Linked DNA regions of Mus musculus: regions 1, 2, 4 and 5 are each linked to region 3. The links are chromatin loops, found by intact Hi-C in ENCODE. Cell type or tissue: heart. All regions are shown on one strand. Links, peaks and the distances in the headings refer to the core of each region. The heading gives the core; the rest is flanking DNA. Region 1 holds the start of Cs (citrate synthase). Region 2 holds the start of Esyt1 (extended synaptotagmin-like protein 1). Region 3 holds the start of Nabp2 (nucleic acid binding protein 2). Region 4 holds the start of Zc3h10 (zinc finger CCCH type containing 10). Region 5 has its middle 10 kb from the start of Esyt1.

Region 1 (5,924 bases), core at 1,287-5,286, 73 kb after region 3:
TTCCTAGGGCTTTATGAAGCAAGATAAACTAAAAAAAAAGTAAAACCAAAGGCTTTTTCAAGTTCACTGTTGTGTTAGACTATCTGGTCTGGGTTAGCAGCTCCTGAACCGATCTAATTATAGGTCCACCATTCTGCCAAACACCGTCTAGAACTTGCTTCATTTCCCAAGAGGTTTCCTTACCCAGTTCCCTGGCAGCAGCAGTAGCAACAGCCAAGTAAGACAAGTGTCTACCAAATAACCAGTCTCTACCTTGTTGCCAGACACAGAAAAGCCCCAAGATAAACCCTACAAGTTTTGTGGTACATCTGACAACTATGCATCTCACACAGAAAGTTAATACCATTCTAAGTCTTTTCTTTCCTCCAGGTGTACTTTGCTTCAAACTATCTACTGATGAGAAAAACCTATTAGTTCCTTTAAAACTAAAACAGAAGCCAAGGTCATTTGTGGGACTGTCCCCACTTGGGTTAGAGCTGAAATTCCCTCAGCATAGCTGGGTCTCTGTTTAAAGGCCCAAGTTATGCTGAGCAAAAAAGTAGTGATAACGTGAAATTAAGAGTTATCCCTACTTGGACTTGAACTTCAGAATTCAAAAGGCAAACCATCAAATTAAAGGGCCGCCAGGGAATAAGGGGAAGTACTCCTGGTAGGTAGTAGAATTGAGTCATGTGACCTTGGTGTTACTACCTCACGCCTGTCTTCATTTATTGGCCTGTAGCTTGGAGGAACAACCTTTCTGGTTCTACCTAGAGCCTGATGTGATACATAATCAGCAGGTTTAACAGAAATGCCCCACCCTATTCAAGCTCCTCCTATATACATTAAGTGCAGGAGTCCCAAGGACAAAGAGGAGCTGGGGGGCTCTAGTCCCCTAACAAAACTAAAACGGCGGGGTCACTTACAGGCTTCAATTACAGTGAGGAAAGAAACAGGTCCTGACAGGACTCACCCTACAAAGCAGAGCCCAAATTAGCCCCAGTGACCAAGTGAGCATATTTATACATCCCCCACTCCTCCTCCAACAGTTCTCTCCCTAATTCGGGGGACCACGCCACATCTTTGCTCTCTGGCCTTGCAGCCAGGGCCCTGCATCCCTCGCTTGCACCTTGGATACTTGATATGACAGAAGGCGGGCCTCCCGGCCGCCGGGGGCTGCAGGCCGGGGCCGGCAGCGTTCACCTTAGCCGGAAGGGCACGCAGCACATGGCCTAGGAGCTCTGGGAAGGGTTGGCGGCTCGCCAGGGTCGGGCCCCTTTAAGGCGCGGAGGGCTGCGCTCCGGTGTGGGAGGGAGAGCCGGTGCCGGAGGCCCTGCGGTCGCCTCAGCCCCACCCCGCGCGCCACGGCGCGCTCCCTCCTTTAAGCTCACCTTGGCTCCCAAGAGCCGGGTTGCTGCAGTGAGTAGAGCCATGGCGGGCGAAACTCCGGGACCTGGCGGGAAGGGACCGAAGGGAGAGAGCTACAGCTGCAACAGGAGCGGTCGCCGCTGTGATGGAGACCGCGCCAACCGGCGGACAAGGTTGAAAGGAGGCGGCTGAGGGGAAGGGTAGACAAACCGGCACAGGCGCCCAGCCCAGGGTCCTCGGCGAGGCCCCGCCCTCTGCCCGAAACTTGAGCCCGCCCCCCTCCGGCGACCCACCCCGGCCTCGACCATTGGCCCAAAATGGAAGAGGGGCGGGATCTGAGCCTTTGACAGATGTTATCGCGGGGAGGATTGGACCGTACGGATTAGGCTAATTAGGAGTGGGTGGGAAAGGGATTGTAGGTGTCTAAGGATGTGCCTGAGAACTCAGTTAACTTCCTTCTTTGGCTTTTCCCTTTGCCCTTAACACATTTCGGGTTCTCCGGAGAATGCTGAAGATAAAGCTCCAGCACGCGACGTTTGAAGGTCACTGAACACTGCAACTGACCATTGCACTTCCTCTACCTGCTTGGCATGCTTTCTTAAAGAATGTCTTTGGTTAATGACTTCATGGCCGTGGAGGTGACATCACGCAGAAAGCCCGCTATGATGCCAGAGTTAGTTGCTTGATGGTCATTTGTGAACAGAAGAAATCTTGAAATTACAGATACTGACCCCGTTATGTGGAGAAGAGCAAAACCAGAAGCCTGAATGTTTAGTGATGTTTGTGAACTATATGGAGTCTAAGTCTTACAAAAGCCCCCTTAATATGAAGGAACCTTTCAGTCTTTGGGTCCTGGGCCTTATGATTCTGACATTCTTCATAAAACCCCATATCATAAAACCCCATAGAGCCAGCCCACCTCAGACACAGGATCAGGAGCTGCAACTCTCCACTCAAGATCAGGTGTTAGACACTCTCTTTTCGTCCCATCATTCACAGTATTTCCAAAGGACTCGAGGACGTTTATCCTACTTGGCTCTCTCTCTTATTTCTCCCTCAGAAAACATTGCAGTGAATGACACAAGGATTTAATGATCTTACACATCACTCTTAAATGCCCCGGGGTAGAACACCTCAGAACTTCTGTACTTTCCTGTGCCTACTGTGAAATTGGCCTAAGGGTGGAGAGAAGCTGACCCAATGATCAGAGCACCTTATCTGTAACCACCAAGCCTCAAATGTACAATCCTTTTATCTCACCACATGACAGTAACAAAGTGCAGAGGTCTCAGTATCCATGTAAGCCAAGTTCAGATAGTCCTTGTTTATAGAGGATGTAGTTTGTGGCTTAGACTTGGAAAAGAGAAAGAAAACCCCTATTTCCTCAAGTTTTCTCATATACATATTCATATCTGCCCAGTAGTGTTGTTCTAGCTTGGAAGTCAGGTAGTTCTTATGAGAGAACTTTATCAAGAGAAGCTGCGCCTCTTGAGAAGCAATAACCTTAGACCACCTCCCCGGGGACTTCAAAGCTTCACTGATCAATATTGGCTCCCAATTTAGCATCTCACATGGGGTTTCCTCATAACCCCAGAATAGTCTGACCTGGTTCCTTCCCCCATAGTTAATTATCCACAGAGACTAGCTAGCAGATCAGAGGCCTGAACTCCAGTGCCGTAAGTAACCAGAGGCTGTCCCCATCAGGTGAGGCTGCTGAAGGGACAATTATTGGGTGGCCATAATGGTAACTGGAGTTTTAATAACTACAGAGAGAATGCCATCCTTTTTAAGCCCCTTGATAGGATTCTGTACTTTAACGTCCAATTTTTATTTATTTGAAGTTATTTAATCCTGATGTCCATTGTTATAAAATCAATGTGAAAGCCCAGAGATGAAGGGGGTTAAGTGGTTTCGCCCAAAAGCTGAGTCTGTATCAGTCTGTCCCTCATTGCTGGGAGTGAATGCGGTTTGTAACATGCTATTACTAATACTCAAACATCAAACCACACCCCTAGCCCTACAGTTTCTTTCTGAACATAGGTGGGAAAGTTAAGACTGGCATGAATATAACAGCTAAGAAAACTCTAGGTCCAAATATACCTGCATGAGAACAGGAAGGGGCCACAGAAAAGACTTGACATAATTGTGACCTTGGGAAGATTCAAAATGCTCAGGGACAACGGTGCCCCCTGGTGGTCAAGATCAAGTGGGAGAATTCGGGCTCTAGAATCGTCTTAACATTATCTCCTATAGGTAAACAAACTTCAGTAGACAGTAGACAGTAGTTTGCTCTCTCTCTCTCTCTCTCTCTCTCTCTCTCTCTCTCTCTCTCTCTCTCTCTCTCTCTCTGTATGTGTGTGTGTGTACAGGAACGTGTATATGGTTACATGAGTCTCACATATGCTAAGCCATGAGCTACATCAAAGCCCTGTTTTTAAAAATGGTGAGGAACCAGGAATGGCACATGTATCTATAACCCCAACATTTGGGAGGTGGAAGCAGGAAACTCTGGAGTTCAAGGTCATCTTTGGCTACACAGTAAGTTCAAGGATGGCCTGGAGTATATAAAGAGATCCTATCTAAAAGAAAAATTAAATTTATTTTGAGGCAAAAAAAAAATCTCGCTAAATTGCTTAAGTTGGTGGAGAACTTGTGATCCTCCTGGATCCCAGGCACACACACACTGCCACGCTTAGCTGAACAAAGCTACAATGCAGTGCTTACTGTTTCAAGTCACTATCTAACTATAGTGCATGAGTCACCTTAATTAATCCTTGCAACTCTATAATATGTAGGTAATAGTACCTTTAAAGAGAAGGCAACTCAGATAAAATGTCCGGCCAAGGGCCATTGCTCATAGCTGGCCTAGCTAGAATTCACAACCTCATTCCAGAGCTCACGTCAAGCTCTGCCAAGCTTTACCATCTACTCCCTAGCTACCAGGAATCCAAGGCACCCTGCATACTGGGCAAATGTCGTTCCACTGAACCACACCCGGGAATCACTGTCTGCAGTCTCCTGGAGACATCAGCACAATGTGTTGCTATAAAGGTACTTTAAAAGATAAGAACTATGCAGTTTCGCCCATCTGTAAAACCTTTGCACATCCATAACTGACGTAAGGAACTGGAGACACCCACCCTAGAACATATACAGATAAGGAAGAGAGAGACAGAGACAGAGACAGAGAGAGAGAGAGGGAGAGAGAGAGAGAGAACGGTGTAGCAGCTGAAATGACTTTGGTGAACAAGATAGCAGAGCTCATGAATACTAGGAGAGCATTAAACACGTGAACTACAACCTCAACCCTAAAATATTTTGAAGAAACAGGGTCTTAAACTATTGCCCAGGCTGACTTCAAATTCCTAAACTCAAGCAATCCTTCTGCCTCATCCTTTCGAAAAACTCAGGCAACAGGCATGTACTACTGCACCCAGCTCTAAATCAGGCTGCTTCTTTTAGACAATTCAGCCCTGACTATCCTCTTTCCTAACCCTCAAAATGGGAGTCTGATGAGAAACAGTCTGGAAAAGGGGACCAGAGGACGCAATGCTTCTACACTGGTGATTGTTAGAACCCTGCACTCGCACATCCAAGCTCCCAGGGGGGTTTGCAAACACATCTTAGAAATACTACTTTATACAACTACTAGAGAATACATGCAGACTGTACTTCCTAAAGTGAGGTGTAGCAGACAGATCACTGGCTAAGATGATCATAGATGGATTCTCGGTTCCTTGTTGACTAGCAAGACCACTTAACCTCTCTGAACTTGCTTCTTTATCTATAAAATAGAATAATGAGACCAGGTATGGAAAATGCTTTGAATCTCAGTATTCTTGAGGCAGGGGCATGTCAATCTCTGAATTCAAGACCAGCCTTGTAAACCAAGCAAGTTCTAGGACAGCCAGAGAAACCCTGTGTCACAAAAAGGGGTGGGGGTGGGGGGCTGAAGAGATGTCTCAGCACTAGCTGTTTTTCCAAAGGACCTGGGTTCAATTCCTAGCATCCACATGGCACCTTACAACTGTCTCTAACTTCAGTTCCAGGAGATATGGCACCTTTACAAAGACATATATGTAAGCAAAATACCAATACACATAAAAAAATAAACTAACTTTAAAACATTTTTAAAGTAGAAATAAAACAAAGAATAATTTATCTCTGGGTGTGGGGGTACATGCTTGTAACTAGCAGTGCAGCTGAAGCAGGAGGATTGTGGGAAGTCAGCCAGAGGTACTAAGCAAGACCCTATCTCAAAAGTCAAAGCCAGGGCAGCCAAGTTGGCTCAGCTGGTAAGAGCACTGACTGGTCTTCTGAAGGTCCTGAGTTCAATTCCCAGCAACCACATGGTGGCTCACAACCACCTGTAATGAGATCTGACACCCTCTTCTGGTGCATCTGAAGTCAGCTACAGTGTACTTATAATCATAAATAAATCTTTGGGCCAGAGAGTGGGGCCAATCAGAGCAAGCAAAGGTTCTAAAAATTCAATTCCCAACAACCACATGAAGGCTCACAACCATCTGTATAGCTACAGTGTGTTCACATACATAAAATAAATAAATAAAAATCTT
Region 2 (5,924 bases), core at 725-4,724, 120 kb before region 3:
TCAAAGTATTTTCTGTGCAAAGCCTGAGGACCTGAGTTCAGGTCACTTTAGAGCCTAAGGTGGAGGAACCAAGTCCTGAAGGTTGTCCTCTGAGCTACACACACACACACACACACACACACACACACACACACTCCATGTAAAAAAAAAACAACTCCAGAAAGTTATTCTCTGACCTACACTCATACCCACATAAAATATTAACTTAAAAATTTAAAAAGGCCAAGTTTGATGGTTTATACATTTATTTTATTTTTTTGATTGTTTATACATTTATTTTAATGTAAGCACTTTGGAGGCAGAGGTAGTTGGATTTCCTTAAGTACAGAGCCAGACTGGTCTACATAGTGAAATCATCTTTTAAAGTTGCATGTATTGGGCTGGAGAGATGACTCGGCGGTTAAGAGCACTGACTGCTGCTCTTCCAGAGATCCTGAGTTCAATTCCCAACAATCACATGGTGGCTCACAACCATCTGTAATGGGATCTGATGCATTCTTTTGGTGTGTGTCTGAAGACAACTACAGTGTACTCGTATGAATAATAATAAATAATATTTTTAAAAGCTGTGTGTATCACAGGGAACATGGGTGGATCAGAGGACAACCTGACAACTCTCAGGAGTTGGCTTTCCACTTCCACCATGTATGTCTGGGGCATTGAACTTAGGTCTTCAGGCTTGGTGGCAAGTGCCTTCACCCACTGAGCCATTTCTATAGCTCTCCACTTAATCTTCTATTATAATTTTTTTGTAAGATAGATTTATTTATTTGTTTGTTTGTTTAATGTATGTGAGTACACTGTCACTGTCTTCAGACATAGAAGAAGAGGGCATCGGATCCCATTACAGGTGGTTGTGAGCCACCATGTGGTTGCTGGAAATTGAACTCAGGACCTTCGGAAGAGCAGTCAGTGCTCTTAACCACTGAAGCATCTCTCCAGCCCCACTTAATCTTTTGAGAGAGAGAGAGAGAGAGAGAGAGAGAGACAGAGAGACAGAGAGACAGAGAGAGACAGAGAGAGAGACAGAGAGAGAGAAAGAGAGAGAGTGTGTGTCTTGCTAGCAGTGAGCTACCATATCTGGATTTTACAGACGGGATGGCAGAGATCTAAACTCAGGTCACTAAGCTTGTGGAGCAAAGGCCTTTTGCTTGTGGTTGCTGGGGAATGAATTTAGGTCGTCATGCTTGGGCTATATAAACAGAGCTGTCTTCCTAGCCTGTTCCTTCCTCCTCCCCTCCTTTCTGTATCCCCCAACCCCTGCCTCCTTTTGTTTTGTTTTATTTTGTTTCTGCTATTTATCTCAGGCTGCCTTAGCCTCCAAAATGCTGGGATTACAGCTATGTACCATCCCGTCTGTCAGAATTCTTCATTTTAGTGTCCTAGATGTTCCCAAGGGTGCTGGCTAGTTTTATATCAACTTGACATAGTCTAGGGTCGTCTGAGAGGAAGGAACGTTGATTGAGACGAAGCCTCCATAAGATCTGTAGGCAAACCTCTATGTAGAACATTTCCTTAATTGATAGGGAAGGGCCCAGCCCATGGTTGGCGGGGGCCATCCCTGGGCTGCTGGTCCTAGGTTCTATAAGAAAGCCGGGGGCTGGTGAGATGGCTCAGTGGGTAAGAGCACCCGACTGCTCTTCCGAAGGTCCGGAGTTCAAATCCCAGCAACCACATGGTGGCTCACAACCATCCGTAACAAGATCTGACTCCCTCTTCTGGGGTGTCTGAAGACAGCTACAGTGTACTTACATATAATAAATAAATCTTAAAGAAAGAAAGAAAGAAAGAAAGAAAGAAAGAAAGCCGGTTTAGCAAGCCAGTGAGCAGCACCCCGTCCCCCGCCCCCCATGGCCTCTGCATCAGCTCTTGCCTCCAGGTTCCAGCCCGGTTTCAGTTCCTGCCTGGACTCCCTTCAATGATGGACTATGATATGGAAGTGTAAGTCAAACAGACCTTTTCCTCCCCGACCTGATTTTGGTCAGCATCAGGAAACTATTGCAAAATGTAATAATTACTGCTGCCGTTGAACACCGCCCCTCCCTGACTATAATCTTAATCGGCCCTCTATGATAGAGATGACTAACTCTGGATTCTAAAAAGAAACAAAATCTCACTTATCTACCGATCTCCTCCCCTCACCCCACTTCTTCAAGACTGGAGTATTAGAACTCTAATGTTCATCACGCCCCAGCTGTCGCTGACTTGTTCCTTTTCACGGACAAGATAGGGGGACTGAGGACAGCACAGACAGGGCCGCTAGACAGGGTCGGTCATCCTAGACTTTCGTTCTAAATCGGTCTAATTTCCCTAACGTTTCGCAAGGGCAGCCAGTAAAAACTCAAAGAATATTCTTAGAGGCAAAAACGAACGTTCTCTGAGTATCAAACGCTGGGAAAGTTGACAAAGAATATTTAAGATTCAGACCAAACCCTGCCAAACCATTTGAACGTGTGGAGAGATACACCCTCAACTCTAGCTCACTCTGAACTCAGTAATTAGAGTAGCGGCTCTGCATGACGTAACTCCACAGGCGCTCCAATCCCACGTGGGAGGAGCAGCTGCTCCCGCCTCTTAAGTGGGACGCTACGCCCCGTTCTCTCCGTGACCAGTCAAATACTGTCTTTTGGTTTCTTTCCCCCCCTTTTCCCGCCATCCAACCCTCCCATCTTGACCCTCTGGTCCAATCACGGAGGCCCTGCCATCCCAAGTCCTCTCTAGCTTCCCAAGTCTACGCGGCGCTGCCCCAACAGGCAGGGGCGGGGCGGGGCTTGAGGTCCCGGGGGGAGCACCATATATTACTGGGGGGGAGCTGGACCAGACACTGAGCTGCCTGCAGCTGCTCGGGCGGGCACTCCCAGAAGCTGCCCCATGGAGCACTCCCCTGAAGAGGGCGCCAGCCCCGAGCCGTCAGGGCAGCCCCCTGCCACGGACTCCACGCGGGACGGGGGCTCCGGGGTCCCACCTGCCGGCCCAGGTGCGGCGAGCGAGGCCCTGGCGGTGCTGACTTCCTTCGGGCGCCGCTTGTTGGTGCTGGTGCCGGTGTACCTGGCAGGGGCAGCGGGTCTTAGCGTAGGTTTCGTGCTTTTCGGCCTCGCCCTGTACTTGGGCTGGCGCCGGGTCCGCGATGGGAAAGAACGGAGCCTGAGGGCAGCGAGGCAGCTGCTGGATGACGAGGAGCGGATCACCGCAGAGACGCTTTATATGAGCCACCGGGAACTACCTGCCTGGGTGAGTTACCACTTCAGCCCTTGGTGCAGTATAGCTCTTCCTAGCCCCTCAACTTGGGGCTCTCCCACCCTACAAAGTCAGCTCCCCCACCTAGGACAGCGGGCCCCCAGACTTTGCATCGTCCCGTTAGCGCTTGTGTGCTGGGACGCACCACTCCTGGACGCGGCCACCCACTCTCCCCGCCCACCCTTGCCGCAGAGCGGATCCTTCCACGGAATCGGGACTTCTTCCTCCGTCTCCTCGGACTACAGCAGTACATCTGAGCTGCCGCTCCCAGCCAAGCGTGTAGAATGCTCGCTCCTCCTGACTTCTGGTGCCACTCGCGCCTTTGCCGCGCTGCCTCTGGGGATCCCTCCACCCCCCACCCCGCGATGGCTCAGAGGTTCCCCCGCCTTTGCTAGCGCTTTCAAGGCTTTTTATCTACTTCAGGGCATTAGGGTTTTCCGTTTCCTGCCTTGTCTCTAGGTACCCGCTGAGACCCAGCCCTGCAAGCATTGTTCCGCTGAGTCCCAGCACCTGGAAATGACCTATCGCGGTCGCCTTCCAGCCTCAAGCCAGCCGGGCTGCTGGGCTAAGGGAGGAGGAGGTTCTGGGAAGAGGGTAGTGCGGCAGCTGTAGTTCCCGCTGCTCCTTTTTACTCGTACCCAGGGCGGCCCCACCCTTTTCCGGACTGTGAGCAGCCTTCGCTCGCTCGTTTGCTCAGCCGACCCAGGCCCTCATTACTATACCCTGTCTCCTGGGCTGAAAAGATGCCTCCCTCTGACCTTGCTAAGCTGAGCGGGTTACCAACCCCTTTGGGGTACCCTCCCTACTCTTCTCACTTAGAGGTGACAGGTAGAGAGAGGCAGACACCAGTCACACTTGCCATTCCCTGGAGAGAAAAGAAGAAGAAACGGTTTCATGTGCCCTAAGTAGCAACTGTTATTGCTACTCTTTATCCTTGGAATTAACCCAACACCTCCCTACCTCCGTGTACAGCACAGGTGTCCTTTCCCACTCAGGAAGAAAGAGAAAGGAGCTAGGGAGGAAAGGAATGAGGGAGAGAGTGCGGAGGCTTGCGCAGGCACTAGCGCACCAGCGCACCAGGCCTAAGACTTCCTGCCAGTCTCTAGGTTATCAGGGTTTGGTTTCTTCTTCACCTTCTTATACTGGAGCCCACGCCCGGTCCCAGGGGAGCAGGGAAGGCTGGACAAAGGAACTAGGACTTCTTCATCCCAGGATTCCCCGGAGTTCTGATTTGACAGGATCTCCTCCTGAAAGAATGTACCCTTCTCTTCAAGACTCCTCCCCCTCCCCCTCCTTGGCCCCAGAAGCTGCCATTTCGCATCTCTGAGCTAGCTGAAGCATCTCTATGTGGCCCCACATCCTACCCACTCCCCTTATTAAAGAAGCCTCAGTGTCCCCAAGTTCTAAGGAAAGAATTCTCCCACCCCCGGGATTGTATGCTTGGATCTGTGTTGAAACTTTTTTCTTACTGGGCGTGGTGACACGCCTTTAATCCTAGCACTTGGGAGGCAGAAGCAGGTGGATTTTTGTGAACTGGAGGACATCTTGGTCTTTATAGTGAGTTCCTGGTCAGCCAGGGCTACATATTGAAACCCTATCTACAAACAAACAGAAAAACAACTTTTTTCCCCCTTTGTTTAACTCATAGTCTCATATAGCCCAGACTGGTTTTGAACTCCCTGCCCTCTTGCATTTACCTTCCAAGTGTTGGCAATATATGTTCGTGTCCCCGTAGCCAGCTAAAACTGTCTCTTAATAAACTCAAACTTTCTTTAAAAAAAAAAGGGGGGGGGGTGTAGAGAGATGGCTCAGTGGTTAAAAGCAATGACTACTCTTCCAGAGGACCTGGGTTCAATTCCTAGCACCCACATGGCAACTCACATTGCCTGTAACTCTAGAATCAAGGGATCTGACACCTTCATACAGACATACATGTAGGCAAGACACCAATGCATATAAGTCATTAAAACAAAAAAAGCGTGCATGTGGGGGAGAGGTAGAAAGATGGATCGCTGGTTAAGGGCACTCACTGACTCTACTCTTCCGGAGGTCCTGGGTTCAGCACCCTCATGGCAGCTCACACTGCGAGATCCAAGGGATCTGATACTTTCACACAGACATACATGCAAGCAAAACACCGATGTACATAAAATAAGTCGTCAGAACAACAACAACAACAACAAAATGTGGTGGGGGAGAGGGAGGGAAGAAACCTTGCCACCCAAGCCCTGGGTGTGAGGAGTCCCTGCCAGATGGACATGCTGCATCCCATGAGCCTCTTAGGAAGTGTGGATGTCAAGTGTGCTCATCACTGCCTCTGCCTTCTGTCTCTTCTCCGCCAGGTCAGCTTCCCAGATGTGGAAAAGGCCGAATGGCTGAACAAGGTGAGGACTGCCTCAGCTTTGATTTTTTTTTTCCCTGGGTGGGGTTTATTCCTCTTTCGATGCCTTTCCACACCTCCGTTTCAGCTAGAGCATGGTCCCCTGAGCTGCCCATGGGGTGAGCCGAAAGGACCGTATCTCCATGTTCAGCTCTGGACACTGAGCCCAGGGCAGCCTCAACTGATCTTCCCACTGTAGCATCGGGCCTCAGAAAGCAGCTGTAGGCTGTCATGCCCAGATAGAACTTGCCTTTAGACCTGTGGCTCTCGGCTTCATGATTCTGGGACCCTTTAATATAGTTCCTCA
Region 3 (5,852 bases), core at 1,853-5,852:
ATGCTTCCTTCCTTTGAACAACACTTCATTTCCCAACCATCTGGCACATGCACCTGTACCTCAGGAAAAAAAAAAAAAAAAAAAAAAAGCTTCCAGGAACAGGTACTATATTGGCTGTGCTTGGTCTCCTAGGGACAAGAAATTCCAAACACAGAAACCAAAAAGCCTCCTGTAATGGGAAAATTAACCCTTAGGAAAACAGACCAGGAGTTGTAAGACAAGCATTGAATCAGGAGAGAGGGGGAAGGAGGGTGGGCTTGGATTCCAGTCCTAGCTCTGCCATCCACTGACAGGACAGCTTCAAACAAGCCGTGTAGCCAACTGTCAAACAGATATGACACTTGCATTTTCTAACCTATTGTCCTGCAAATCAAATGAGATAAACTCTGAGTGCACGTGTAAGACTGCTGTATTACTTGTTGCAACAGAATGGCAAAATAAACTCACAGTGAGAACCAGAGGAAATGCTTGAAAATGCTTGTTCCTTCTTTTCAATCACTGGGAAGTAGGCCCTGCCACAAGGTTTACTGAAGACACTGCATAACAAATGCACCCCTCACCCTCCCTTGGCACTATCCAATCCCACTCTTTCTTGGGGGAACACTAGTAGCCACCCATCCTGCTACAGTAGTTAAAACTACTGTATAAGAAGTAGCTGCCAAGATTCTCATAGGTCAATCTCCCAAGAACAGTGGCCTTGGTAACCATCACATTTGCTACCAGTTGAAATGAAGTTTCATGAAATGAAGTTAGTGTACCAATCCAAAACACCCTCATCCTGCTTTTTCAGGTCTTTCTCCTGCCCCTACTCCCACCCCCCCTCACTCTCTACCCCACAAATGCCCTGCCTCCTGGACTGGGGTGGGCTTTCCAGTGTATTAAACGAGTGGATGGATCGTGCGTATCAGAGAGCGGGGCTGCAAATCATTCAGGGTCAAAGATGTAAGGAATGTAAGAGTCCTCCACGGAGAGGCGGGAGGGGAGAGAAGCGGCGAAGGAATAAAAGAGAAAGACAAGGCTGCCAAAGACAAGGCATGGGAAAGAAGCCAAGCTATGGCGCTTGGAGGGCGGAGGTTTGGGTTCCGCGGTCCCTGCCAAGGCTAGCCCCCAGAACGTTCCCTTCGCCTCCAGGCCTGTCAATCATTGCCATTTAAACTCCATGTTGTCCCTCAGCCCCAGCAATCAGCTCCTCCCGGGTCCTCAGGCTGGCCCAAGGCCACTCCCGCACTTCCCGAGGCTCTCCCTACTCCAGAGGATCTTCCAAAGCTCCAGAGCCCCCAGCTAGCTCACCTCCCGACTCCTCCCAGCTGAGCTCCCTTCCTCCATTTTCCTCCTCCTCTCCACCCTTCCTCCCTACCCCCAGCACTTCGGACCCAGGCACCAATCCACAGGGACCTCGCCCCCTCTCCCCCCCAACCCCCCAGGGTTAGAAGCTCGCCCAGGCGCATTACGCACCACCCGGAACGCAGCCTGGTTTCTCCGGACGCGGGGCCTGGCTGCAGCTGAGGACACGGCGGCCGCGTAGCACACTGTGTGCCCGGTCTCAGCCTTTCCCCGTAGGGGAAGGGGAAGGTAAGGATGGGGAAGAAGGTTCCGACCACTCCTCGCTGTCTCGGGTTAGCCCTTAGCCACGCCCACTGCTGCTACGCAACGGGGCGGAAGCTCGTCACCAAGCCCCGCCTCTCTATTTAACTCGGCGGCGCCTGGATGCTCCTTGCGAGCGGCCTATGAGAGGCGGGGGCTAGCTGGGCCTCCGCTCTGGGCCGGAAGTTCTTAGGACGGACAGTGTAGCCTTTTGGGAGGGAGGGCTCTATGTGCTTCAGGTGTGAAGCTCCGGGGCGACCCTGGGTGTCCCGCCTTGCAGAGTTACTTGGTGCTGGGTGGTGCACGGCTCGGGTGCCAGACCTGGTGCAGCGCTGGGACGAGGTCGCCGCGGGGCAGCTGGTCTGCAGCGTGGCCTGCTGTCCTCCCAGCCCTTCAGTTTCCAGAGCTGTGGTCAGCATCCCGGAGCCTCCCGACCTGTGACTCACAGTCATGGGGATGGATGCTGCTGTTAACTTAGGAGGCCGCAGGATGGAGAGGGAGGGAGTGTCTCACCGCAAAGCTTTGATCTAGGGTGCTGCAGGGGTCGTCCACCTCCCAGCCACACACTCTTGTAGTATTCCTGATGGCTCTTCAAAAACTCAGACCGCCCGAAACATTAATGGATTTGATTTCCTAAGGCTGCAACACTGTGGTTAGGGGAAATGGGTGGGAGAGAACCCGAGGAGAGTCGTGGTGGAGTTTAAAGCGCTCTGTGTTAGGTAAGCGGGGAAGCAAGACAAGGAATGCAATTACATTACCTCTTAGGCTAATCTGGTGTCAAATAGTATTTGTTGTAGATACTCTCTTTTTTAAAGGGCAATTCACATTAGTACATATGTAACTAGCTTATTCGTGAGAATACAGAGCTAGCTGCTTCCTTTGAAGACAATATGACGAGTACCAGAGGAAACTTAAGCTTCTAGGTGTCTCTGAGATACAATAAAATAAGGAAACAGGAATCGGATGTGCCTTTGTGAACCAAGTCAAACTTGCTTCCCTCCCCTCCCTCTCCCCTAGTCAGGGTTTCTCTTTGTTGCCCTGGCTGTCCTGGAATTCACTATGTAGGATAGGCTGGCCTTAAACTCAAGAGATCCGCCTACCTCTTGCCTCCCCAGTGTCCACCTGGCTTGAGGCTTGCTTTTTATGTTCCGGGTTCAACGTCTTTCAAAGGAGAGTGAATCTGCGTATTATCTTTCTATGGCGAAAATGCTGCTTGTCCCAGAGCCCTGAGCCGAACCGTTCGGTACATTAAAGATGATGTGTAAGCTCCTGCCATGTCCAAGGTACTGGCTTTTAACTAACTTTCCATTTTCATGTGTAAAATGGGCAGTGGTGGCGCACGCCTTTATCCCAGTACTTGGGAGGCAGAGGCAGGTGGATTTTTAAGTTGGAGGCCAGGCTGGTCTACAGAGTGAGTTCCAGGACAGCCAGGGCTACACAGAGAAACCCTGTCTCAAACTCCTTCCCTCCGCCCCCCGCAAAAAAAAAAAAAAGAATTGCCGAGAAAACAAGCAAAGAAACAGACTGGAACTAAAACGTTTTCCTGCTGCATTCCATCGCCCTTGGACCTTTTTTCCACTGTGACACTAGTTGAAGAGAAAATGAAATGTTTAAGAGCCCAAAGTGCATTCTTTGGGAGGAAGGGAGGATTGGTATCTGGGGCGCCCCCTGGTGGTCCATCCATCTTTCCCTCTACGGAACTAATACACTGCAAGGTTCCTTTAAAACCTAAAACTGCCCCCTTCGCGGCAAGTGAATCTCGGAGCCTGATTGGATGGGTGGTGGCCGAAGGTGGGGCGCTTTGGGAGGCAGATCGGACCTTATTGGCTGGAGGAGGTCAGGGGACGTTTCCGGGAATGTAAGCGCTCCGGCGTTCCTCTCCGCAGCATCCGGCGGCAGCCAGCCCCCTGGCTCCCCCTGCGGGTGGCTCGGCGGTGTGCACAGTCCGGCCTGCTGGCTGGGTGGGTGGTGGGCTGCGAGTGGGGGAGGGGATGGACCGAGTTCTGGGTTGTGGGGATGCGGGTTCAGGAAGATCTGCCGAGTGAGATTCTGTTTCCTGGAGCTGCATCGGGTTCCCTCCGAGTCTCCTTCAGCCTCCCGGCTTCGGAGCGTGAGACTGAAAGCATCCTGACATAGGGCCTACCAGCCCCTAAGCATCTTACCCAGAGATCTATAAGTTCTGATCTTGAAGTACGAGGCCCCCAGGGAAGTTCGTTTCTAACCCCCCAGAAGGGTTAGAGGGGGACCGAGGCTGCCAGATTCCAGCCTGCTGTGGTGGGTAGGCCGAGCGGGAGCATGGGGGCAAAGGCTCTGAGCCTTGAACCTTCCTCTCCCATTTCCGCTTCCAGCGGGGTGCCACGGCTCGGGAAGCATGACGACCGAGACCTTCGTGAAGGATATCAAGCCCGGGCTCAAGAATCTGAATCTTATCTTCATTGTACTGGAGACAGGTGGCTATGCATGCGCAGTGGACTCGTGGGAGCAAAGGGGGAGGAGCATGGAGAGTGGGAGCACACGGGACCACCGCTTGCATTCTTAACTTGCCTGGACAAGGAGAAGGCTCCCCCTCCATGCTCATTCTAATCACTTAGAGCGCTGGCAGAGGGAGCTGCTGACAGGTATAAAATAGGTAAAACTAAATGGCCTGATGCCACGCGGGCCTTTATCCCACTCGGGGCTCTCTCCATGGTGCTGGATCTCCACTACCGCCCCATACACCCACCCACGCATAACCCGCCATCAAGGAGGGACGTGGGCTTTGCTTCTGTTCCTTTACCTAACTCAGCCAATACCCGGACTCTCACCATCACCACTATCTGTATGACTTCATTTCCATTCTCATATCTTTCTTCCCTTAAAGGCCGGGTGACCAAGACAAAGGACGGACACGAGGTTCGGACCTGTAAAGTGGCAGACAAAACGGGCAGCATCAACATCTCAGTATGGGACGATGTGGGCAACCTGATCCAACCTGGGGACATTATCCGACTCACCAAAGGGTAAGGCAGGGCTCCTAGTGGCAACAGCGGTAGGGTGTAGTTAAAAGTCCCTACAACTTTTCTGAAGACCGAATCCTGCTTCACCCCACAGGTATGCTTCAGTGTTCAAAGGTTGTCTGACACTGTACACTGGCCGTGGGGGCGATCTGCAGAAGATTGGAGAGTAAGTTGTCTCAGCAGTTGAGATAAGCGCCAGGAACCCAAAGTGGATAAGTTAGGGTTTACAAGGAAGCAACACAGACTGTGCCGTCCACATCTCCTGGCTGGACAGGTCCAAGGCTTCTGCTCCTTTCTTTGCAGATTCTGTATGGTTTATTCCGAAGTCCCTAATTTCAGTGAGCCCAATCCAGAGTATAACACGCAGCAGGCGCCCAACAAATCGGTGAGTCTCTGGGCCTGGCGTTAGAGAAGATGGCAGACCAGGCCTGGCAGCACGATGTTGAGGAGGGTCTGAGTATATCTCATCTGTGCCTGCAGGTGCAGAACAATGACAACAGCCCTACTGCCCCACAAGCGACCACGGGACCCCCTGCTGCCTCTCCAGGTAGGAATCCATTTCTTTCCTTCCACTGGCCCCTTCAAGTCCCCCATTCTGCCCAGCCAGGAAAGATGTGTTTTCCTCATCCCTTTTCCAAGTGTCTCCTCTCTCAGGATGTTCCCCCTCCACCCAGTTCTCCTTCATTTCCTACACCTTCTGCAAGTCTCAGTGGCGAAGAGACTTGAAGACCTGAGCTACTCTCTCCTGTCCAGTCAAGAAACAAAGGAGAGTAGAGTAGTTTCTCCAGGTGTGCCAAACAGGATCACATGGACCACACTTAAAGTATCATTGTAAATTCTTTGTAATATAAATCACTAAGTGATGGGAATACATTCTGAGAAGTAGGTACACACACACACATACACACATACCTCGATTGTGTGGACTACTTGATTCCTAAGCTATGTGGCATAATCTGTATTATATTTTTCTTTTTTTAAGATTTATTTATTTATTTTATGTATGGGGGGGGAGCATACACTGTCGCTCTCTTCAGACACACCGGAAAAGGGAATTGGATCCCATTACAGATGGTTGTGAGCCACCATGTGGTTGCTGGGAACTGAACTCAGGACCTCTGGAAGAGCAGCCAATGCTGTTACCAGTGAGCCATCTCTCTAGCCCCTGTATTTTTCTTTTTAATTTCTTTTCTTTTTCTTATGTTTTTCTTTCTTTTCCTTTCTCCCTTTTCTTTTGATACACATTCACACCATGTTGTACAGACTGATCTT
Region 4 (5,924 bases), core at 851-4,850, 140 kb before region 3:
TTGCTCTGGATCCTCAGCCCTAACCCAGGCTCTGCTACTTTTCCCTGATTCCCAATTTGTATAAATGTATGTTTTATGTGTGTGTGTGTGTGTTTTTTTTTTTTTTTTTTTTTTTTTTACTTTAATGTATTTGTGGTGAGGAAATAGAAATCCTTTCTGATTAAAGACATTTTTTTTTTTTTACTTAAAAAAAAAAAAAGATCCATCTGCCTCCCAGGAGTTGGTAATAAAGGCGTGCGTCATCAAGCCAGGGCAAAACTAGTAATTTTTACTACAAGCCACACCTATTAATAGTAGTAAATGGAAGTGTTTACCAAGAAACTACAACTCCCATGAAGCAACGAGGGAGAAGACGGAGTGGTTTTTTTTTTTTTTTCCCCGCCTATTTTTTCTCAGTCCCATACTGGAAACAGGTGCTGGTGTTGAAATAATACAATATCCTTAAAATAGACGGAAAGGTGGGGCTTGATAACACGCACTCTAGTAAGGCAGCCGGAAGTCGCTGTCTCGAGCAGCCCCGCCCTAAGGGACGACACACGGGCCGGCTCGGAAGTGACGACACCGAGCACGCCATTAAATAGCAGTAGGCCTCCCTCTCCGCCCTCTCGGTCTTAGCGCCATCTTCCTTGGTTAGTCGCGGGGTTTTCTGGCGTTCGGGTTTCCAGTGCAATCCGTTAACATCCGACCTCCACATTCACTATCATCACAGCGGGCTAACGGCATTTTTCCCTCTTTCTCTCTAGAGACTCCTGCGCCATGAGAGCGAAGGTGAGCGGCTCTTAGGTGGTGAATCGGGCACCTAGTCCCCGCCATGGTTCCTCTGCGGGCTTCCAGACGGTTTGCCTCGGGTGTTCGCAGTCAGGGAGAGGCTTAAAATTCTTGCTGAAGAAAAGATGGGGTGGGAAAATGAGGGATTCGGCTCTAAAACTGAACCGGTGTCCTTTGTCAAGCCCTGTGTTCTGAGCAGTTTCATGGCCTTGCACAAGCCTGTCTCTAACATTCTTTTTTGTCTCCTCACATGATCGGGTTTTTTTAGTGGCGGAAGAAGAGAATGCGCAGGTACGTTTAATTTTTCAAGACTACCTTGGGGCAGTGGGGGCAAGCTCGGTGTGGGATATTTGGTTGGAAGAAAATATCTGGCGGGAAGGAAGCAGGAGTCGCCGCCCAGTACAGCAGAGCTGGTGCTTGTTAATCTCATCGTCTCTTGTACTCGTGCACTAAGTGTACGTATTGATAGATGTGCAAAGGAAAAAAAAAAAACTCAGGTTTGTGTGCCTTCCATTCCAGGCTGAAGCGCAAGAGAAGAAAGATGAGGCAGAGGTCCAAGTAAGCCAGCCCGTGCACCTACGACGCCTGCAGGAGCAGAAGTGAGGGATGCTGAGGGCCGGGACAAGCTATCGGACTGTGTGCTGCCATCGGTAATGAGTCTCAGTAGACCTGGAACGTCACCTCGCCGCGATCGCCTGGAGAAATGACCGCCTTTCTTACAACCAAAACAGTCCCTCTGCCCTGGACCCCCGGCACTCTGGACTAGCTCTGTTCTCTTGTGGCCAAGTGTAGCTCGTGTACAATAAACCCTCTTGCAGTCAGCTGAAGAATCAAACTGCTGTTACGTGTTTTTTTGCGGTTCCTTGGGGTGGGGACTCGAGTGTGTTTCTGTATAGGCGACATAGTTTGGGTGTTTGATCTGGCTGGAGCCGGTTGAGTGTGCGCCCGAGGTTAAGTTACAGAGTTGGTGCGTTCACAGCGCCACTCCTACGTTTTGGGGGTACCACTGCGTAGAACCTGACGCTGAGCGGAGTTCCGGGTCCGGCGGAGTCCTGTTACCATGGTGATGCGCAAGGCTTGTTGGGAGCTTCCTGCGCCTACTAGCACGCAAGTTGGACCATAGAGTGTGTTTCCGGGTCTGGTAGCTAGAGCGTCTCTTTCTTCCGCAGGAAGCGGAAGAACCGTAGGGTGGGCGGCTCTTTGTCGAAGCTAGAGGACCGGCAGGCGGCAGCAGCAACTACGGCGGCGGCGGCAGGTGAGGGAGGCGGGAGACTTAGGTGGAGGCCGCGCCCGGAGGGGAGGAGTCGGGGATGGCCCAGCGACTGGGTTCTGCCCGGCCACACGAGCCTCCCCCAAACCCCCCGGAACCGACCTGGCTCTTCCTCGTTACCCAGGACAGAGCCCCTTTTCTCACTGACCTCGCTTCCCAAGCAAACGCCAGCCCCGTGACGTCACAGCCCTGCCCATCCCTCCGCCTGATGTCACCCCGAGCCCCCCTCCCCTTTCACTTCCTCAGTGTCCCAGTCACCTGGTCCACCGCTGAGTGCTGGCACCGCATCGCGGAGCCGGCCAAGCCAGAAGACTTCCAGGGAAACTCGTAGGACTTTTCGTGAACTCTAGGGTGTTGGGGGATGGTCGTAATCACCGCCCCCGAGTCTAGTCTCGCCTTCCCACTGACACTAGTCAGTTGTTGCCCTTGTCCAGCTTTCAGGTTTGGCTGGCGTTCCGAACTCCAACCCTAGATCGGATTCTGAACCCCATATCCTTCTCATCTTGAGGTAAAGCTCCGCTAACCTTCCTCACCAGGAACTGTTTTGTTTTTTAGTTCAGCTTCCCAATTTTTATTGGTCGGTTCTAGCCCTTATCCTTCTTAATAGGGACTTCTCCTTGTGATAGGTGACGTTCACTTTGACCTCTTAAGGGAGCCTAAAAGCCACAAAGCTCTTAGCTTTTTGTCAGAATTCATTCCAGTGTATGAAAACCACATCATATCCCTTTCACGTTTTTCCCTTGTTCTACTCAAATCTCCGTTTTTTGTTTTTTTGTTTCTTGTTCAGAACCCAGCAGTGATGTGGAGGTGGAGACTCACGGGAGCCCCGGACTTCACCTGAGCTACCTCAGGTATTAATTCTGGGATATTGGGGTGAGGAAGGCTATCATATCCAGTTATCTGCTTCTAGTGGGACTTGAAACATTGGTCAGGCTTTGAAGGCATTTAGTCTTCACCTGATCGTCATTTATGATCTTTTAAGGGCTTGTTTCTTACCAGTTGTTTCTTATATTCTGGGGCTCCTTTTCCCATCTTGTGTATTCCTGTGCATCTCTGACTTCTAATCTGGTTAGTTATTCTAGCAAAGTCAAGGAAGTCAAGGAAACGGGAAATCAAGAAAGGTATCTTTATTCCCAAACGGAAACTAGGAACTTCTCTTATTTGAACAGTAGGGGGAGCCTGAGTCCTACTCAGGGAACATTTAAAAGATTAGACACGTGGTAGCAGGGACTCCCAGTCTTAGACTCCCAGGGTTAGAGAGAAGGGAGGGCTAGAATTAGGGCAGTGGACTGACATTCCAGAGCTCTCTTGAGAAACAGGAGACTTAAAAAGCTTTTATAGAGTCTATAAATAAAGAGGATTTTTATGGGGTAAGGAGTGCTATGGTTTGATATCAGTGGGATTTTCATGGAGTGGGGTGGGGAATGGGGAAAGAAAGGTCACCGTTCCTATGAAAGTAACTCCTTTCCACCTTGTCCTTCGAACAGTTCGTCCTGGGGATCTAAAAGTAGAAAGTTCAGCTCAGAACGTCTTTCCATGAAATGAGGGTGTTTGTGTGTGGAACACACTGGGAGATGGACAGGTTTCAGGGTTACCCTGTAGCTAGTGACACCAGTTTTGTTTTGTTTTGTTTTGTTTAACCAGGGATTTCTAAAATACATGGAGACTTGAGCTGAGTTTACGTAGAAGAGGGATTAAGGGAAGTTCTGTTTCTGGTGTTCCTTCTTCCATGAGTTCTCAAAGCTAAGCAGCCCGTGTTAGAGCACTCTTTCCAGTGTCAGTCTGTTCACACACCAACACCTGTTTTAGTTTCTCCCTCACAACTTAAATGAGAGAAGGTAAAAATCTAACACTCTCCCCTTCCCTCCCCCTCCTTGGCTGAGCATCATTAGTAAGATGAAGTGGCTTCATCCCAGCTCTCTCCCTCCTGTGTTAGCCAGGCAAGTGTGAATCACTCCAAACAAGACCAGGTGCATAAGGGCCTGGGCGGGACTTCTGGCAAGTCAGCCGGGCTAGCTAGAATTCTCCTTGGATTCTCCATCTCCCAAAGCCATTGCCCCAGAAGCCTGCCCACTGTATGGTCAGGAGAGAGGGAGCTTTCCGGAGGACCCCTTTCTGACACAGTTCTCTTTTTTAACAGTCGCCAAGAGTGGCAAGAAAAGGAAGAAGACCCTGACTTGGGGGGGACCAGGATGCCTGACCGGGACAGCTATGCCAACGGCACTGGCAGCAGCGGTGGAGGCCCTGGAGGTGGTGGCAGTGAGGAGGCCAGTGGGGCAGGGACAGGCAGCGGGGGAGCCACCTCAGATGCCATCTGTAGAGACTTCCTGAGGAACGTCTGCAAACGAGGCAAGCGATGTCGATACCGCCACCCAGACATGAGTGAGGTATCCAATTTGGGGGTAAGCAAAAATGAATTTATCTTCTGCCATGACTTCCAAAACAAGGAGTGTAGCCGCCCCAACTGTCGTTTCATCCACGGCTCCAAGGAGGATGAGGATGGCTATAAGAAGACAGGAGAGCTGCCTCCCCGGCTGAGGCAGAAAGTGGCCGCTGGGCTGGGTCTCTCACCCGCCGACCTACCCAATGGTAAGGAGGAGGTCCCCATCTGCCGCGACTTCCTCAAAGGTGACTGTCAGAGAGGAGCCAAGTGCAAGTTTCGTCACCTGCAAAGGGATTTTGAGTTTGATGCTCGCGGTGGAGGAGGCACTGGAGGTGGAGGCTCCACAGGCTCTGCTCCCCCAGGACGCCGTCATGATCTCTATGACATCTACGACCTTCCGGAAAGGGGCTTTGAGGACCACGAACCAGGCCCTAAGCGCCGGAGAGGTGGCTGCTGCCCTCCTGACGGCCCCCATTTCGAGTCCTACGAATGTAACTTGGCTCCGCTCCGTGGGGTTGAGTGCAGACTGCTGGAGGAGGAGAACGCCCTGCTCAGGAAACGCGTGGAGGAGCTGAAGAAGCAGGTCAGCAACCTGCTGGCCACCAATGAGGTACTTCTGGAGCAGAATGCCCAGTTCCGGAATCAGGCCAAGGTGATGACTCTGAGCTCCACTGCCCCCGCGACTGAGCAGACCCTGGCCCCCACTGTGGGCACAGTGGCCACTTTTAACCATGGCATCGCCCAGACTCATACCACTCTGAGCAGCCAGGCTCTACAGCCTCGGCCTGTGTCCCAGCAAGAACTTGTTGCTCCCACAGGGGCACCGGCTGCTCCCCCGACTAATGCTGCACCTCCTGCCGCTCCGCCGCCCCCACCTCCACACCTGAACCCCGAGATCACGCCGCTGTCAGCCGCTCTGGCTCAGACCATCGCCCAGGGGATGGCACCCCCACCTGTTTCCATGGCCCCTGTAGCTGTGTCTGTGGCTCCTGTGGCTCCTGTGGCTGTGTCCATGGCCCAGCCCTTAGCAGGAATCACAATGAGCCACACCACTACTCCTATGGTGACTTACCCCATTGCTTCCCAGAGCATGCGCATCACAGCCATGCCACACTGACAGGACTAATGGATACTCTACTCCCTGTTACAGCATCCGAGGGCTGGGGTCACGGGGCCCTTCCCCACTTGCATAGCCCTCCCAGGCTCTGTCCGAAGGGCCACTCAGAAACTAGGACAAGAGACTACAAGGAATATACTTGGTAGGAGCATCTCCTGAGGCAGGGTTGTGCTGGTGTGTTCTCCCCACTCTTGAGAGGGGTCTCTCCTTCAGGCCTCAACTCAAACAGGCTTGCACAGGAGTGGAGACTTGAGCCGGCAGAGAGAAAGGACTGAGGGACTGTCTTTTCTCATAGGAAGTTGGGGGTGTCCCTGGTCTTGTTTTCATTGTGAACAGCACAGATTCCAGCACTGGTGTGGGAGAGAGAAATTCCCCACCCAGACAGA
Region 5 (5,924 bases), core at 637-4,636, 130 kb before region 3:
AAACTAAAAAAAATAAGAAAATAGTTCAAGGATGGGAGCAGTGACACACACTAGGGAGGCAGAGGCAGGCAGCCTGGTCTACAGCTTCAGAACAGTGAGGGCTATATGGACCTGTGTCAAATTAATAAATGAATAAATAAGAGTTCAAGTCCAGTTTTGGCAACTGAACAAGTTTGAGGCCAGCTGGGGCTATATAAGACCCTGTCTCAAAAAACAAACAAACAAACAAACAAAAAACAGACAAGGGGCAAGTGATAGAGACATGCGTAGCCAAAATGGCATTATATAAGAATCGGAGAAGCTGGGGGGAAGAGCAGGCCAGCCTCTGGGCTGGAGAGTTTGAGGTAGGTGTCAGGGTATACCAGCCCAGCCAGGAGGACCCTGTAACAGAAGTCCTTGGGAGGCAGAGGCAGGTGAATTTCTGAGTTCGAGGCCAGCCTGGTCTACAGAGTGAGTTCCAGGACAGCCAGGGCTACACAGAGAAACCCTGTCTCAAAAAAAAAAAAAAAAAAGAAAAAAGAAAAAAAAGTAGTCCTGAGGGAGACTGGTGGTCTGAGTCCCCTTTGCTATGTTAACAGGCATCTCAGTGAGCCCATTTGTCCTGACAATGAGTGCCTGCTGTTCTTGTACAGGAACCAAACTACCACCATCTTCAAGCATTCTCCCAGGGCCTACTCACAGAAGCTCATCACAGCTGGGCCTCCTGACCATTTCCTTCCCTCTTAGAAGGCAGGAAGGTCATGGGACCCTCACCTGAGTATCCAGCCAGTCCTGCCAACCAATGGCATGCAATTCTGCCCTAATTGCCTTGGACTCATGGTTCTTGGGGGAGGGGCTAGAGGATATAAGTGGGAAAGGCTGAGGGGAAGGGACCTTCTCTATGCATCTGGAGAAGCCATCATCCCTCCTGGGTTCAGACCTTCCAGGGTGGCTGCTTTAAGGTCACCTGTGCTCCTGTTTGTAACTCTCACTCGCTGCTCTGTAAGTAAGCCTAAGAGTCTACTGGTTCCCCGGTGAACTTTTGGTGGACTTGTACCTTGGTTTGTCTTTGGAACTTTAGAATGTGTGTCTCCCCCAGAGGAGTTAGTAACACTGTCTTGTACCTTGGTTTGTCTTTGGAACTTTAGAATGTGTGTCTCCCCCAGAGGAGTTAGTAACACTGTCTCTTGCGCTCCTTGGACTCGACCAGCAAGAACTATGCTGCAACAGGATCCTTCTGCACACGTTTATTGGGAGAGCTTGATTGCAGAGGCGAAGAGACCCCAAGCCCAGAACTGGTGCTGCTTATATAGGCCTAGGAGAGGCGTGTCTCACACCCAGATTGGTTATGCACTACGCCTCATTTGCATGTTCCTCATCTGATTGGCTACTCTCTGTACCTCACAGAGCCTCATTATCATACCTCATTTGCATGTCTCACATCTGATTGGTCATACTCTCAAAGCCTCATTATCATGCCCGGGCCAGGGAGTGTCTTTGCAAAAAACTTTACTGCATATGTACACATTGGTTGTTTGTCCAAACTTATGCATGGTGGCCAGCAGTAGTCAGTGCCACTCTGCAACGGCACATGTGGCTTCCCACAACTGTCCACTCAAAGGACCTGAGTTTGGTTCTCTGCACACCCAAGTCAGCAGCTCACAATCACCTGTTATTCTAGCTATGCACATGCACACTCGTGGACAAGCACACACCGCATGCACACTTACTTTTAAAACCATGGTTGAGTGTGGTGGTTCACACCTGTAATTCCTGCACTTGAAAGGCTGAAGCCAGAGGATCAGGAATTCAAAACAGCCTCAGTTACATAGCAGGTTCCAAGGCGCCTTGGGGTACAAGAAAGTCTAGATCACATAAAGACTGAATCTGGAACAGATGCTCACAACTTTAACTCCAGTTCCAGGGGAATGATACCTTCTCCCAGCCTCCTCAGGTACCAGGCATATATATATATATATATATATATATATATATATATATATATATATATACATATACATACAAGTACATTCTGCTAGGTTTCTGCAATTAATAAGCAATGGGGCCAACATTCAATTAGGCAGGCTGATTCTTCTTTTTTTAATTATTTATTTATTTTATGTATATAAGTACACCATTGCTCTCTCTCTCTTTTTAAAAACTTTATTTATTTTATGTATGTGAGTGAATGAAGATACTGTCTCTGTCTTCAGACACACCAGAAGAGGACACCAGATCCCATTACAGGTGGTTGTGAGCCACCATGTGGTTGCTGGGAGTTGAACTCAGGACCTCTGGAAGAGCAGTCAGTGCGCTTAACTGCTGAGCCATCTCTCCAGCCCCACATTGCTCTCTTCAGACACAACAGACAGAGGGTATCAGACCCCATTGCAGATGGTTGTGAGCCACCACGCAGTTGCTGGGAATTGAACTCAGCATCTCTGGAAGAGCAGTCAGTGCGCTTAACCGCTGAACCATCTCTCCAGGCCATGGCAGACTTGATTCTTGACTGTAATAAACCTATATAGAGTCATCCAGGGCAGCAGCACTATCCGACTGACAGTAGCTTTTAAAAATGAGCACAGAAGAACGCTTCATCAAACCTTTGAAAAGGAGTACAGAAGAAAGGTTCATCAAATCCTGTTTCCTCTTCCGTCTTCCAGAGTGTGCTGAGATCAAATACCACCTCCAACCCCGTGCTTCCCGCCGAAGTTTATACACACAACCAGGAAGTGTAGGTACTCAGTTCAAGCCTTGGTCATGAGACGCGGCCTATTACAGTTTATCACCACCAGGTGGCGCTTAAGGCACAAAATTGACAACAGATGGGGCCCCACCCTGTTTGTGCGGTTAAGGCACAGCACCCCGTGGCTCCTGAATCCGATCTGTGACAAAACCGGCCTGAAAAATGTTCTGTGCACCATATAATAATGTCTATGTGAAGGTCTCATGATGTGGTGGGTCGAGGAAGAAAAAGTTAGAAATGCATGTACCTCCGGAGCTCAGCTGGTCTATTCAACAAGAGCCTTTTCTTTTACTGAGGTGTGGTACAAGTTTTGGTGTGTGGGGAGTCCTTCAACTAAGGAAGTTCCTCACATTGCAGTGATGGTAGTCCCAGCAAGCAGATCACCCATCCTCTTCTGTTTCTACTTGCTCACATGTGTGAATGTGGAGAGCCTGGGTAAAAGAGAGAATTGTGCTCAGGAAGTCTAGATCCTGCCAGGCCTGGGGCAGCAGAGAAAGGGAAGTAAAACTTAATATTACTCTTTGATGCAGAATAGATTTTGAGTCTTGTGTTTTTCTGCTTAGCAGGGGAAGTAGGGTTGGTTAGAAGAGAGAGATTAGGTTTGTAGCTGTGCGTCTTAGTTACTGTCCTATTGCTGTGAAGAGACATAATGACCAAGGTAGTTCCTATAAAAGAAAGCATTTAACGGGAAGCTTGCTTACAGTTTTAGAAAGTTTAGCCTGGGCTGGAGAGATGGCTCAGCTGTTAAGAGCACTGACCGCTCTTCCAAAGGTCCTGAGTTCAAATCCCAGCAACCACATGGTGGCTCACAACCATCTGTAATGGGATCTAATGCCCTCTTCTGGTGTGTCTGAAGACAGCTACAGTGTACTAACATATAGACATATATGTAATAAATAAATAAAATCTTTTTAAAAAAAGTTTAGCCCGTCATATCATGGAGGGTTGGCAGCCCTTGAGGCTGGTGCTGGATAAATAGCTAAGAGCTACATCCTTCTGTGTAGGCTTGGCATGGACTTTAGCACTTTCCAAGTGCATCTTCAGTGGCACACTTCCTCTAACAAGGCCACACTTCTTAATCCTTTTCAAGCAGTGCCACTCCCTGGTGACTAAGCATTCAAATCCATGAGCTTATAGGGCCATTCTCATTCAAACAGCACAAGCTGGTGATTTTTATCTGGCTTGGAGCTGTGTTTCCTCAAAATTGCTTTAACCCCCACCCCCACCCCCTGCAGTCCACCGTCTCTCTCCCTCAGCTCAGCCAGGACTTTGGCCCTGGGTCTATTAGGTCTTGGAGGACCAGGAGATGATGGATAACTCTGGAAAGGTCAGGCAGCTCACAGACACTTGTCATCAGGTAACCCAAACTGACCTTGAGTTTCTAATCCTCCCACCCCTACCTCTTGAGTACTGACTGAGATTACAGGTGTATGCCACCACCGCACCTGGTTTTATGTGGTGCTGGGGATGGGACCCACGGCTTTGGGTACGCAGGGGTCTTAGTTTGGGTTTCTATTAATGTGACAAAGTACCATGACCCAAAAGCAAGTTGGGGAAAGGGTTTATTTGGGTTACGTTTCTACACTGTAGTCTATCACTGAAGGAAGTCAGGGCAGGAACTCAAACAGGGCAGGAACCTGGAGGTTGGAGCTGATGCAGAGGCCATGGAGGGATGCTGCTTACTGGTTTGCTCAGCCTGCTTTCTTATTGAATTCAGGACCACAATCCCGAGGATAGCTCTACTCACAATGGGCTAGACCCTCCCCCACTGATCACTAAGTAAGAAAATGTCCTGCAACTGGGTCTTATAGTGGCATTTTCTCAATTGAGGCTCCATCCTCTGATGACTCTAATTTGGGGCAGGTTTGACATAAAACAAGTCAGTTCACCAGGCAAGCACTCCACTCACTCTTCCCTGTCAGTTTGATCAGAGAAGTCATGGACCCATCAGAGTTGGGGCTCCAACCAGCATATGTTCTGCAGAGAGGAGGATCACCACAGAGGGAATGTCCTACTGTCTTCAAGGGAAGCCATGTGGTCAGTGAAAGGACAGGAACCAGAAACACCCAAGACCAAGTTCTCAACACAAAGGAGATTTATTTTTTATTTTGTAAAATATGTTATCTTTTTTTTATTAGATATTTTCTTTACTTACATTTCAAATGCTATCCTGAAAGTTCCCTGTACCCTCACCCTGCCCTGCTCCCCTACCTACCCACCCCCACTTCTTGGCCCTGGCATTCCCCTGTACTGGGGCATATAAAGTTTGCAAGACCAAGGGGCCGCTCTTCTCAATGATGGCCGACTAGACCATCTACAAAGGAGATTTATTTGCCCCAGAGGGACAAAGGACAAAGGACTGTCTCTGGATGGAGAGGAGACAGACATGGCCCGTAGGCAAATGGCAGTTCAGAAAGGGAAAGGGAGAAAGAACCTCATGTTGGGTGAGTTGGTTAATTTTGATCAGAAGTGTTGATATGGGTAGCAAGGGGGTTTCTCACTACTGGACTTAATGCTTTGGTAACTGGACCTTGGTGTTTTGTCTCAGGAATGTGTCTGTGGCCAAATAAGGGAATGTACCTTGGGGGCTAGCTTTAGGAATGTAATCTTAACAGTTTAGCAAGGCAAAGGGAAGGGAGGAAGGGGGAGACCTGACAGAGCCATGTTTGCCAGTCTTGGGGCTGCTCCCTTCAGCCAGCAAGACCCTAAACTGTTTCAACAGATCCCACAACTGGTAGGAAAAAGAACTAAAGGAAACAACAGACTCTTCCCCAAATTCTTACAAGTAGCACCTGAGGACCCCAACTGGCCACAAGAAGAACAAAATGTGTTCATTTTGTGGCCACTTATATGTTCTTAAACACCCAAGGAAAATGTAACCAAAACAATGTTACAAAATTACCAACCCCAACCAGGATTCTTACCCTGACCTATGCTTTTTTTTTTTTTTTTTTTTTTTTGACAGGGTTTCTCTGTGTAGCCCTGGCTGTCTTGGAACTCACTCTTTAGACCTGGCTGGCTTTGAACTCAGAAATCTGCCTCCCTCTGCTTCCCAAGTGCTGGGATTAAAGGCATGTGCCACCACTGCCTGATCATTTATGGTCTTAAAGTCCTACAAAGACAGTCATTCAATTAACTAGCCCACCTAAGAACCTTAATTGTCCTTTGTAGAGAGAATCTCTTGTGCAGTGTATGGAAG

Evidence for each region. Peaks named below come from ENCODE experiments on the same cell type or tissue, not always from the same donor. Only the 100,000 strongest peaks of a DNase experiment are listed, where the experiment ranks them.
Region 1: a loop joins it to region 3, with 3 times the contacts of the local background. A loop is called at or near these places in 4 of 42 quality-filtered maps.
Region 2: it touches region 3 in a loop (2.2-fold over the local background); 3 of 42 quality-filtered maps call a loop at or near these places.
Region 4: a loop joins it to region 3, with 3.0 times the contacts of the local background. A loop is called at or near these places in 6 of 42 quality-filtered maps.
Region 5: a loop joins it to region 3, with 5 times the contacts of the local background. A loop is called at or near these places in 6 of 42 quality-filtered maps.

The regions. Positions count from the first base shown.
Region 1 is chr10:128,333,406-128,339,329 of GRCm38, reverse strand. Cs (citrate synthase) reads right to left here and starts at 1,603. Exons shown (of 11, transcript NM_026444.4): 1 at 1,371-1,603. The coding sequence starts at 1,412. Gm51822 (a long non-coding RNA gene) reads left to right here. Exons shown (of 2, transcript XR_003949053.1): 2 at 1-2,191. In heart, for the core only: a CTCF peak has its summit at 3,533 (motif pointing left); a DNase peak (open chromatin) is centred at 1,659; H3K4me3 peaks cover 1,729 bases; H3K27ac peaks cover 2,161 bases.
Region 2 is chr10:128,522,771-128,528,694 of GRCm38, reverse strand. It overlaps Esyt1 (extended synaptotagmin-like protein 1), which reads left to right and starts at 2,836. Exons shown (of 31, transcript NM_011843.2): 1 at 2,836-3,231; 2 at 5,580-5,621. The coding sequence starts at 2,872. In heart, for the core only: a CTCF peak has its summit at 2,891 (motif pointing right); DNase peaks (open chromatin) are centred at 2,684, 3,614, 3,824, 4,424 and 1 weaker place; H3K4me3 peaks cover 2,961 bases; H3K27ac peaks cover 2,452 bases.
Region 3 is chr10:128,407,429-128,413,280 of GRCm38, reverse strand. It overlaps Nabp2 (nucleic acid binding protein 2), which reads left to right and starts at 3,431. Exons shown (of 7, transcript NM_027257.2): 1 at 3,431-3,545; 2 at 3,933-4,034; 3 at 4,445-4,583; 4 at 4,675-4,746; 5 at 4,884-4,965; 6 at 5,061-5,127. The coding sequence starts at 3,956. Rnf41 (ring finger protein 41) reads right to left here and starts at 1,665. Exons shown (of 7, transcript NM_001164237.1): 1 at 1,456-1,665. In heart, for the core only: CTCF peaks have their summits at 3,284 (motif pointing left) and 3,484 (motif pointing left); DNase peaks (open chromatin) are centred at 3,380 and 4,090; H3K4me3 peaks cover 3,043 bases; H3K27ac peaks cover 2,777 bases.
Region 4 is chr10:128,543,793-128,549,716 of GRCm38, reverse strand. It overlaps Zc3h10 (zinc finger CCCH type containing 10), which reads left to right and starts at 1,971. Exons shown (of 3, transcript NM_134003.2): 1 at 1,971-2,023; 2 at 2,826-2,889; 3 at 4,179-5,924. The coding sequence starts at 4,231. The coding sequence ends at 5,538. Rpl41 (ribosomal protein L41) reads left to right here and starts at 549. Exons shown (of 4, transcript NM_018860.4): 1 at 549-629; 2 at 744-768; 3 at 1,037-1,059; 4 at 1,288-1,607. The coding sequence starts at 757. The coding sequence ends at 1,330. It also overlaps the pseudogene Gm9176. In heart, for the core only: CTCF peaks have their summits at 1,969, 3,005 and 3,204 (motif pointing right); DNase peaks (open chromatin) are centred at 1,136, 1,916, 4,156 and 4,746; H3K4me3 peaks cover 2,881 bases; H3K27ac peaks cover 2,643 bases.
Region 5 is chr10:128,533,306-128,539,229 of GRCm38, reverse strand. No RefSeq gene overlaps it. Among named protein-coding and RNA genes, the nearest start is that of Esyt1, 10 kb to the right of the region's middle. In heart, for the core only: a CTCF peak has its summit at 2,767 (motif pointing right); a DNase peak (open chromatin) is centred at 2,779; H3K4me3 peaks cover 801 bases; H3K27ac peaks cover 999 bases.